Regions from separate parts of the Mus musculus genome. Here region 2 is linked to region 1. A link is a contact called in ENCODE Hi-C or POLR2A ChIA-PET data. All regions are on one chromosome and are shown on one strand. Each heading gives the region's core, a stretch centred on a gene start or an enhancer-like site at or near the end of the contact. The rest is flanking DNA. Distances are from core to core; before and after follow the strand shown.

Evidence for each region. Hi-C counts contacts between places; a loop is a spot of excess contacts on that map. ChIA-PET counts read pairs that join two places held with the same protein, here RNA polymerase II (POLR2A).
Region 2: a loop to region 1 is called in a map of T-helper 17 cell, with 2.9 times the contacts of the local background. The contact joins the promoter of Rabgap1 here to the promoter of Pdcl in region 1. A Hi-C loop is called at or near these places in 1 of 37 maps with a recorded cell type or tissue (T-helper 17 cell). POLR2A ChIA-PET finds 5 or more read pairs at or near these places in 4 of 5 experiments (Patski and embryonic stem cell).

The regions. Positions count from the first base shown.
Region 1 is chr2:37,358,078-37,361,249 of GRCm38, forward strand. It overlaps Pdcl (phosducin-like), which reads right to left and starts at 1,255. Exons shown (of 4, transcript NM_026176.3): 1 at 1,066-1,255.
Region 2 is chr2:37,441,999-37,445,083 of GRCm38, forward strand. It overlaps Rabgap1 (RAB GTPase activating protein 1), which reads left to right and starts at 1,287. Exons shown (of 26, transcript NM_146121.2): 1 at 1,287-1,458. Zbtb26 (zinc finger and BTB domain containing 26) reads right to left here and starts at 1,174. Exons shown (of 2, transcript NM_199025.3): 1 at 689-1,174.

The DNA of each region.
Region 1 (3,172 bases), core at 5-2,504:
AGATTTCTGAGTTCGAGGCCAGCCTGGTCTACAGAGTGAGTTCCAGGACAGCCAGGGATACACAGAGAAACCCTGTCTCAAAAAAAAAAAAAAAAAAAAAAAAAAAAATTAATTAATTAATTAAAATAAATTAAAAAAAGACTCCGGCAGGAATGACTAGTCAAAAACAAAAACAAACAAACAAAAACGTCCTTCCTCTAAGCATACCAAATATCAACACTGCGCTGCCTTCAGAAGAGACTTAACATATGGTATTTACTCTATTACAATTTACCTCTCTCCCACACAGCAGATTCCAGTCAGGACAGAGCACTGTGCACGCTGAACAGCAACCAAGAGGAAAGTGCCAGCACCAGGGGAAGGAAGAAAACTTTTACAATTTCCTTGTCTGGGATGTGCCAGAGGGCCACAACTCGGTCCGATGAGTGAAAAACGGGGCCAGAAGAGGAGGAGTGTACTGAGGAGACTGGGCTGCTGAGAGGTGAGAACACTGGCAGACAGAAGTGGCATGCACCCGCAGTGCAGAAAGTAAACCTCAAGTGGGGATAGTAAACTTGAAGAGGTGGAGGATCATGAAGAGGGTGGAGCTAAGGAGAGGCACAGAAAAGGAGGAGCAGTGATATGGGCAGGGCCAGTGAAAGGCTTCCAAGAGAGGCAGTTAAGAGTGTTAAGAGAAAGTAGGACAGTGAAGAAGACAGGGCTGCACAAGTGGAACACAGAAGGGCGGGGCTAAGCTTCCAGGAAGGCGGAGCTTATGGGACAAAAGGGCAGGGACAGGATGTTAAGTAAAGCAGAGCTGTAAGGACGGAGTGGAGAAGGCGGAGCCATAAGGAAGGTGGGGCTGAGGAGGCGGAGTAGCGAGGAGGACAGGGCAGGGGAGGGCACAGTGAAGAGGGCGGTACTGAGGAGGGACGCTCCGAGTCTCCAAAGGAATTTGAGAAGTACAGAGGAATTGGGATCCAGGAGCCGGGAAGCAAAGTAGTTCGCCCAAGGCGCGTAAACTCCTGCCCCACCCATGTCTAGGCCCGCCGCTTCCTCCTTGCCGACGCCTGCGCAGTTAGTTACCTCGCCTCGCTCAGTCTGCTCCTTCTAGACTAGCAGCTCCTGTCACCAACAAAGGACGCTCGCCTAGAGAAAGAGAAGTGGCCGAAAGCCTTGAGCGACAGAGAAAAAGCTGCCGTGGACTCTGCGGACCAATCACACGGCCTTCCGGCGTCGCGGCGGACGCACGCTACCCAATCACAAGAAGCTTATCTCGGCGTCTGAGGAGGAGCTACGGGTCTTAGCTTAGGACAAAACTCGTAGATGTGTATTTCTAGTTAAATATGAAATTTTTATTAACTTACGTTCCAAGTTTCGAGACAAATTACAAAGGAATATTAAGGCGAAAAATAACTCGAAAACATTAACTTCTTCAAGAATAAGTAACTCAAAGAACAGAAGTTGTATGACAACCTGAATTGGATTGCTGGACTGGAAACGAGCATGGACAACTGAAGAAATTTGAATAACTCTTATCAACTAATGTTAGTCAAATAGTTGACTCTGTAGTTTACAGAGTTTACAACAGTTATGTATAATGATTACCTTTGAAAATTCTAGATTAAAAAAAAAGTCAAGGAAACTACCCTATGTTTGAAAACTTTTGTTAAACCTCAAATGATTTCAAACTGCTTAGTTGGCGTGTCTTGTACACAACTGTGAGATTGCAAATTAAACCGTGTGCTAATTAAAACATATCAAATTTGCTCGATTTGTATAAAATGCAGCGTTTAAGATAGGGCTCTTAATTTGAAAAGGGGGTTTCTTGATTCCTGTTTCTAGGACCACCTAGATGTTACTGCAAATTTGTCTATGTTCACATTTTAGAATTTCATCTTCTTGCCCCAACTGGGTGGTGGGGGTGATGGAGTGGGAGAGCTGGATGAGCCATCAGACCTGACTAAGCTTCCAACGTCCACCCATTTGGCCCAGGATTGGGCTAGTATTTGGGCTAGACTCAGAAATGCAAGGTACCTCCCCATGCCATCCCACCCCCACTGCTACCCCTGCCATGCAAGTTCTGTGCAGGGATAACATACTGTGGCCCCCAGGTTGAAGGGTGCCCAGTGCCCCCAAGTTAACCTGGAGACCTAACCTGAGGGCTAGGCAAGAGCTGGAGTGGAGAAAAACTCAAATGGGACCTGGGGCTTTTCCTGGACCGTCTCTTTGGAAAGATGTCAACTGAAAGGAAATAAAACTGTAATTCATGTAATGTATGTTAAATAGCCCAAAGAGTTGTTTCTGAGCTTTGAAACCTGGGGCTGAGAACATAGCAGAACAGACCAGGACATGCCCGGGCAAGCCCATCGCCTCCCTAGCTCCCACCCCTCTGACCTAAGTTAAATGTTACAGGCTGCTGATGTTTAAATGGACCAATCATGTGAAACCGCGCCAATTCCTCCCCCAGCCCCACTCCTTTTCTATAAAAACCCCTAGCTTCCAAGCCTCGTGGTCGAATCCACTGTCTCCTGTTATGTGAGATACGTTTCGACCCGGAGCTCCGCCATTAAAAACCTCTTGTTGTTACATCAAGGTGTTGTGTTCTATTCGTGATTCTTGGGTGCACGCCGAATCGGGAGCTGAGTGGGGGTTTCCCCACTGAGTTCTTTCATCAACCAAGAAGACCATCTGCTGCTCTGAGGACCTTGAGCTTAGTTTCAAGAACATGTGTAAGCTGCAGTCTCTGTTGTAGAAGTGTGTGGAGGAGGTGGAGGACGAGAGGGGCTGGAGAGATGGCTCAGCATTTTAGTACTATAATGCTCTTCCAGAGGACCTGGGTTCCGTGCCCTGGTGCAGGCCCACAGGAGAAAGCAAATGAGTAGCCAATGAATGGGTTAGCCTGACCCCAGCACTTAGCAAGCCTACTTTTCACTGCTGCTTTTGTCTTACTACCCAGATCATACTCTTAATAATTAACTTGTCAAAGTTACAGGGGTTGGGGTGGTGGTAGAGAATCAGAGAACACCAGTCAAATGATGCTCTAATCTGTAATCTTCCTTCAGGCTTATAGACATCAGAATGGTGAGCATGATGATCTATGGACAGCACTAAGACCACGTAGAGAGAACTGATTATTTCAAGAATGCCCACGGTGGTACCCACACAGCTATGATTAAAATTAGACTCCTCA
Region 2 (3,085 bases), core at 37-2,536, 84 kb after region 1:
AATTATCTATGACACATTAGCACTTGCCTCCTTTCTTGTAACAATACCGTAACTCTACTTTAGATTTTAATGCATCTCACCAGGACGTCATCACCTTTTCAAAATAATCTCAAATATAAGTACCTAGACTTTAGCTAAGAGAACCCAGAGTCAGCTATTTCTATTCTACAGGCTTCCCAGAGAACAAAATTACTTTCTGTAGTACAAATCTGACCATATCAGTTTCCTGCTCAAAGAGCTTCAAAAAGATAATTCATCTCATTTAGTGTTGGTTAAACTTTTCACTATTTGGATTTCACTTTACTTCTCCAACTCAAACTCTTATGTACACAACCTCCCTGTCCCTATTCCTTTTTCTCATAGTCTGTAACGTCTCAGTACCACTACAACTTTTCTTTTTTTGGAAAAAGTAATTTCACGAGTTCTCTTTATCAAGAAGTAGGATTTAGAGGCCACTCTCTTCTACAGGCTTCCCAGCAACTGTCCTTAGAGCAGTTGATTAAAGTAACATATTGCATACCCTCCACCCTCTTACGAACATCAATTTGCTTATAAATGTCGCTTCCAAACTGGAGATGAACACTGGATATTTGATGAACCTCTATTGAATGGCATAACACCAGTAATTCAAAAGGTGCTGTAATCCGCGGTTGAGCAAGGGTAAAACCCATCAAAACCTGGCACTTACAGTAGACTCGCGGTTGGCACTGAAGGCCTTGCCTTGGCTAGCTCCCGCCGTTCAGTTTTCTGCCGGCCTCAACTGCAGCACTTTTTACAAAATGCCAGAGTCTGGCTTCCTGGCCAGCTACAGGGCCCTATATAGAGGGTCTCAGGAAGCGGTCCCTGGGGCATCCTGAGATTCCCCACTGCAGATTCGGGAAGGGGAAGAAAGTGGGATGCAGCATGGGCCAGTCCAATGGCTCAAAAGTCTGGGGGCCTAGACCAGCTCCTTGGCTCCCATCCCAGGGCAGGTTGCGGCCGATCCAGGTCCCCACGGGGGCTCCATTTCCAGAGACCCCGCACCCTAGCCCGGCTCTCGGGTGGCCTCCGAACTTACAGACCCGGGGGGAAGGTCGCCATCTACATCTGGCAAAACCAGGAGCTGCGGCCCCTCGGGGCTCCGGGAAGGGGGAGGGGCAGGCAACCTGAGCCAAAGGGGGACCCAACGGAACCGGAAGGGCAGCCCTGGCCGGACAAAGACAACTTCCAGGTCCCATGGTCATCTCCGCCAATCGGAATGCTCGGAGGACGACGGGCCCCTGAGAGGGACTTTCCGCGTTGTGGGCGGGGCGAGGCCAGGGAATCGGGCTGCGGAGGGTCGGCTTCGTGAGCTCTGCTGCTTGTGGTTCTTCGGTAGAAGGCGGGCCCGAGCTCTCTTCTTCGCGGCTGCAGTCACGAAGTGCTCCCGCTGACCGTTGCCTGCATGGGCCTGAGCAGCCTGTCTGCGAACAAGCCGTGGTAAGTCCCTCCCGCCCAGGGATGTGGACTCGCTGCGTGGGAGCCTGGAATGCAGAAAGCTGTTGTTGGGTCCCGTCCCTTGTGGATACTGGTGTTTCTTAGGAAATCTTCCTTTTATGTTCCCAGGTCAATCTCTTGCCTTCCTTATCTTTGGTTACCCTAGCCGTTCACAAATCTGTGGTTAACCTGAATACCTCTCTTGAGCACTGGAGCCAGCCACTTAGACCGATTTCCTGTTGTCCAGTGTTTAGTGTGCCTTTTTCGTAACAAGTTCATGCCCAGGCCTACCTAGCTATAGTTCTTGTTTGGTGAAACAATCATACAGGGCCTCTTCCCAAAGAGAAAATCTGGAAATCATTCTGAATTCCCTTTACTTTGCCCATCCACTTAGTTATTGCTTTCTCTACATTTGTTTTATTTACCGTTTGGTGGTGTTATTATAGGAAACAGAAATAATTATCAATTTAATCTTTTTCCAAGCTTAAAGCTAAGTGGCTTTGTACAATGTTGTATAACCACTGCTAGCTATTCCCGCATTAACTCCTTGTATTATTTTGTGGATATCCATTTTCCGTAATATCTGTTGAAAAGGTGAACTTTTTGCCCATTGAGTGGACTTTTTGGAAATCAGTTCGCTTTATGAGAGTTTCTTATTGGGCTGTCTAGAGTACGGTGGTCTATGTTTATTCTTGTGCTAGTACCATACTGCTTTAATAATCGTAACTTTGCAGGCAGTTTGGCATTTACTGTGAGTGCTCCATCTTTATTCAAGACTGTTTTGGTTCTTCGAGATGTTTTTCACTTCCATCTGAATTTAGTATCAGGAACTGGACCTAGGACTTTTCATGATACGCAAATACTGTATTACTGAGCTACATCTTCAGCCATACTTTTGTATTGATTTGAGGATTGACTACCATTTCTTGGGAAACGGCTTTTGGAACGTTTTTTTTTTTTTTCCGTTTTTGTAAATCTGTAGGTTGCTTTGAATAGTATTATTATTATTATTATTATTTTATGTCTTCTTGCCCATAAACACAAGGTGCCTCTTCAGGCCTTTTATATAAATTATTTTCAGAAATGTCTTCTTAGTTTTCTGCATTCTTGGTTCATTCACACATTTTTATCAGGGTCTGCCTCAATTTTCATAGTGCTTATTGCTAGTGTCTAAAAAATACATTTAAAAAAAGCACTGCTTTTAGCCGGGCATGGTGGTGCACGCCTTTAATCCCAGCACTCGGGAGACAGAGGCAGGTGGATTTCTGAGTTCGAAGCCAGCCTGGTCTACAGAATGAGTACCAGGACAGCCACTGCTATACCGAGAAACCCTGTCTCGAAAAACAAACAAGCAAACAAACAAACAAAGCACTGCTTTTTAAAAGTGTGTTTGCATAGCTCTTGCAATTCATTTATTCAGGTAGCCCCTCTTGTGGACTCTTTTGATCTTTCTATTACACGTTGGTGTAGTCTATGAACAGAAATCATTTACTTCTTTTCCAGCAGGATGCTTTTTTTTTCCTAATAGGGCAAACAGTTTTAATACAATGTTGAACAGGAGTAGTAACAATAAAGTAGAAGTGGACATCCTTGTTTTATTCCAAATGCAAAGAGGATTTTTTTGGTTGGT